2 separate regions of the Homo sapiens genome follow, and region 2 is linked to region 1. A link is a loop called in an ENCODE intact Hi-C map of the cell type or tissue named here. Cell type or tissue: PC-3. All regions are shown on one strand.

Evidence for each region. A loop is a pair of places that touch in the nucleus more often than their neighbours do. Peaks named below come from ENCODE experiments on the same cell type or tissue, not always from the same donor. Only the 100,000 strongest peaks of a DNase experiment are listed, where the experiment ranks them.
Region 2: a loop joins it to region 1, with 4 times the contacts of the local background. A loop is called at or near these places in 5 of 110 quality-filtered maps.

What each region holds. Positions count from the first base shown.
Region 1 is chr11:44,139,461-44,141,960 of GRCh38, reverse strand. The region is part of intron 7 of EXT2 (exostosin glycosyltransferase 2); the gene reads right to left. Among named protein-coding and RNA genes, the nearest start is that of EXT2, 45 kb to the right of the region's middle. In PC-3, no CTCF peak of the experiment used is centred here; a DNase peak (open chromatin) is centred at 980; H3K4me3 peaks cover 563 bases; H3K27ac peaks cover 1,891 bases.
Region 2 is chr11:44,227,914-44,230,413 of GRCh38, reverse strand. The region is part of intron 10 of EXT2 (exostosin glycosyltransferase 2); the gene reads right to left. Among named protein-coding and RNA genes, the nearest start is that of ALX4, 81 kb to the left of the region's middle. In PC-3, no CTCF peak of the experiment used is centred here; no DNase peak of the experiment used is centred here.

The sequences.
Region 1 (2,500 bases):
GTAAACCTAGATATTTGTCTAAGTAGGTACGGCATGAATTCATAAACCTGCACTTCGCTTCCTGTAATGATCATTATTTCTCAGAAATATTTGTCAAATAGTCCCACCCTGTGGGAAACCAGCCCCAAGTAATCAGAGATTTCTTACATAGGCTGCAAATTAACATTTAACACTTTTATTAGGGAGGCTATTTCCTAAAGCAATATCCCATATTGGGGATTCATGACAAGGGATTAAACCGATGGTTAACTTTAGAGACTATTCTCCAACAAATGCCCAAGGAGGAAAGTGTGACCATTTTACCCGCCACCTTCAAAAGGCTATGTAATGAAGATTGTTCATGATCATAAATTTACTGACAACTTTCAACATACTTAAAAGTTGTTTAGTTTGTTAAGAGTATAGTATAAGCAATAACACCCAGTTCACTGTCCTAAATTAAACTTAACTAATTAGATGATATCAACTTAGTCATCAGAAAAGTATGGAAAAGTGATTCTACCACTTTGGAGTTTGGGGCATTTTGCTTTGTTTTGCTGCTCATTTGGTTTTTGTACAATTACAGTTGGTCCCTTGTATTTGCGGTTCTGTATCTGTGGTTCCACATCCATGGATTCAACCAATCACAGATCAAAAATATTCGGAAAAAAAACTGTGCCTGTACTGAACATACATAAAATTTTCTTCCTTTCACTTATTCCCTAAACAATACAGTATAATAACTATCTGCACAGCATTTACATTGTATTAGGAAGTATAATTAATCTAGGGGTAATTTAAAGTATAAGGGAGGATATACATAGGTCATATGCAAATACTATGCCATTTTGTAGCAGAGACTTGAGCATCCTTGAGTTCTGGTATCTGCAGGAGGTCCTGGAACCAATCCCCCACAGATACTGAGGGATGACTGTACTCTTCCCCACAACAGCTACACGAGTAATAAAATGAATCAGTATATTTTATTATTTGTTCAATGACAATCCAAGATCAACAGCTATATATGTTTGACTAACTTACTATAAAAATTCTTGCTTTTGCCTCAACCTCAAGTTAAATGACTATTTTAAATGGAACACACTTGCAAAACTGCTCATGTCCACTTGAAAAAGGAAAAATAACATGTTTGTGCCAAAAAGCTGTATACAGAGTAGTTAGAAATATATATGCCCATTGGATTTTGCTTATCACTACTAACCTCTTCCTAAAAGCTTTAGTTAGAAGAAGAGCAGGAAGATATAAAGTACATTCTAAGGGCTTATTCTACCCATCCATCCCCCTTTGGAAGTCAAAGTTGGAAGGTTTAAAGGAGAAGGAGAGTAAGGATGCTCTTTTTAAAATGCCTGGAAAAACATTCTGGGCAGGAGATGCCAAAGATTTTGAAGCTCCCATCAAACCACTGGCCTTGATCCAGGTAATGGTTTTTCCTTCCCCTCAGCTGTCTGCTGCAGTTTTCCAGCAAAGAAAGAAAGAAAAGTGGTAGGATAGAGGCAGGAGCAGCCTCTAGTCTACTTCTCTATAACAGAGAGGGTAAAAAGGGCCAAGCATCGCAGGCTGACATTTATGGAGGGCCTGGTGTTTCCATGAAACTCTCTGGGAGGATTATTGAGGGTTAACAGTCTGTTCTAAAAGGGTCAGCAAAGCAGACTGATGAAAGTCCCTTTAAATTCGATAACAGTGATGCTGCGGAGGCAGAGACAGCAGGCTGGAGCTGGCAAAGACACGCAAGCAGAGGTCCAGCCAGTCAGACTGCCTTTAGGAAAAAATTCATTGCAAACCTGGCCACCCTAACCCTTCAAGTTGCCCAACTCACTTGCTGAAGCGTGAAAGCACAAACTGCCAGTGGAATGGCATTTCTAATCTTGGGATAAAAATAAAAGCCCTTGGAAAACCCTCTTTTGCCTAACCCTTCCTGCCCTGCCCCTACCAGTGGCCAACGGCGAGGTTCCGGACCTGCAAAGGTTAATTATCTTGCTAGTCTTTCACCTCTGCACCACTGCCCCACCACCCAATCCCTTCTGCCTGGCATTTTTCTTCAATTTTAATATCAGAAGTTTCACACGCCTGCCTGAGCTCCTGGACTCAGCAGAAAGGCCCATATAGCTGTCAGCAAACTGATAAGGACTTTAAAATGACTCCACAGGGCCTCTTTATAAAGAAGAGCCAAAGAAGCCCATAAAGAAAAGGGCAGGGGCCACGGAAACCAGCCGCTCACACTGTTTTAACGTGGCATTAAAATGAGCTGCAGATTTATGGGAGTGCTTTAGCCCCTGGCCCAAATCATGTGGGAGATGAAGCTCGTCTCCCCTTTCCAGCGGGATTTCCAATAGGGGATGGAGCTGGCTAGAAAGAAATGGGGGAAGGGAGGCAGAGGCAGCAAAATGGGGAGAAGAGGAAAAGTGAAGAGGCAGAGGGCACCATGAAAATCAGATATCAGAACTCATTCTCCTTTCTGCAGGATGTGAACAGCTATTTCTAAAAGGTATGTGACCAGTCCTCC
Region 2 (2,500 bases), 88 kb before region 1:
GCTCCCAAAATATTTAAAGAAAGGTCCCGCCCTCAAAACAAAACAAAATGGCTTCCTACTGCACTGAGAATAATATCCGAACTCCTTCACATGTCACAGAGGGCCCATCCACTCTTCACCTCTTCTCTCACCATGTCCCCTCACTCTCCAGTGGCCCTTCTGTTCTTCAGCCACCACTAGACCTCAAGCCCTCTGCACTTGCTGTTTCTTCTGGCTGGAGTGTTCTTCCAGCTCTTCCAAAGGCTTGGGTCCTTCTCATCTGTCAGGTCCCTGTTTAAATGTCAACTACTTTGAGAGGGCTTCTCGAACCTTCCTTGCTGAAGCAAACAGCACCCGCAACCAGCCACTCCTCGCTACACCCCTCCAACCTCATCCTTTTCTTTACCAAACTTTCACTTGCACCATTATATTGGTTATTTATTGTTTATTATGTATTTTCCTCTTGCAGAATTTAAACTCAAAGAGGACAGAGACTGTTTTATACACTGTGGTATTCCACGCACAAAGAACAGTGCCTGGTATGCAACAACATTCCACACACAGTTGTCTAACACACGAATGGGCAGAATCTCAGTGAGTAAAAAGCCAAGAATGAAGGGGACCAAAAATCCTTCTCTTTTCTTCAGAGAAAATATTTACCAGAGCCAGTATATTCCTTAATTCAGGAAGGAAGCCTGCAGCAGTACTGACCAGCAGTTACCATGAATAATAACGTGATATCCATTCTGTGTGAAGACCACAGTCCTAATTCCCCACTAAAGCACATGTTGTGACTTGTTTTTCCAGAAGCAGGTAAAGGGGCATTTTTGGTGAGACACTGCACTGTCTTGCCCAGTCCTCACTGTGACCATCTCCGTGTTTTTATGGAATGTCTGACCTAGGTCTTGGGCGTGGTCTGGGATCATGAAAAGAGCTTTCATTTGTGTGAAACCAGCTCACCTAACAGGGCTCTCAAACCCACAACCTTGGCTTCATTAACACTGTGTTGTAACCAACAGAGCTAATCGACCGCAGGCATCGTCATAATAGCTGCAGACAAATGAATCCATGTCAAACATTTTCTCAGACGTGTAATGCTGCTGCTGTGTTCTCTCTACTCTGGGATTTGTATTTCAGCAGATTAAAATAATATGATACTATTACAGTTTTATAGAGCCCAGAGCAGCAACACAGTATGTGAGCCATAACTTCTGTTTGTTTTGTGGGCCTGGGCAGATGCCATGAAATGTGCTGCCAGCTTCCTTTTCTCAGCACCAAGCACCTGCCTGTTCAAGTCACACCAATGCCATGATCACTGATTCATGGGGTTAAAGAGATTTCCGAAGGGCCCCAAGCACACATAACTAAACACCAGGGATGCCAAAGTGAAAGAAAAGGAGTAGGGCATGGGGAGGGGGCATCCAATTCAGTTGGCACTTCTGCTGAAGATGGAAGTTGCTTTTCTCCCCCTGTTTACTTTGAGTCAACACAGCTCTCTCCTCCATGCTAAGAAAAGTTCAAATCGCTTTCCCTAGGGATTCTTCTTTACAAGCCCCACTTTTGCAGCCATAATAATTACATTATTACTATTATTGGCTCAGTTGTCAAGTCCAATGCTGTTAAGATTTCGGTCCTCTTACTGTTGGCTGAAATCACTTATCAGACTCCTCTCAGGGACTTAATTTGGTGACAATGGGTCAGATACTAAACTATGCTGCTCTAAAAGGCATCAGAGGTGTCCTGAATTTCAGGTTGCTTTGGAGCCTTTATAGTGAGCGCTGTTCCTCATGCGGGGCCTCTCAGCCCTTGACTGATTCCAAGCAGCTGGATACAATCAAGATACCATCCTTGTCACTTAATCTATAACTCTGCAGCTGACTACAGGATCAAAACGGAGTGAAACAGAATGGGATGGGCCCTCTCTAATTGAGCCCTAGTGTAGTACGAAGTCGATTATGTATACAGTAAAGCATTTTCCCAGCCAGACGAGCAAGAGCTCAAACTCTACCCTGTCTCTTCATGGCTACCCACCCCTACTCTAATTCAACTTTTTTCCTTTTACCTTGGGGAAATGCTCTGGGTAAGCCTTTTGTCATTACTACCAAATGCCTTTATATATTGTGGTGTGGGCATTTGAAACTTCACAGAATATCCCTGGAGTTCCAGTAACAGTGCTTCCACAGTTATATTATTCACAAAGTCAATATTAAATTGTCTATACTGTTGAAATCCTCCATATATATAGTGCCCCCATCTATTTTAAATTGCACGCATCTTTGGGGACAGAAGCCTATCTCTGTTATAAAAAACTCTATGCCTAAGTTAGGGACTTAGCAATAATTTGGATAGTCCTTCCATTTGTGGCTATCCCACACCACTAGTCAAATGGGGATTGTAACAATGTAAGAACGTCCTCCAACTGTTTCTTTCCATTCTAATTTTTATATTTACATCATAGGGCTGTTGTAAGGATTGTGTGAAGTTGCATAGTAAGCATTCATAGGCTTCCATCAGACTTGAG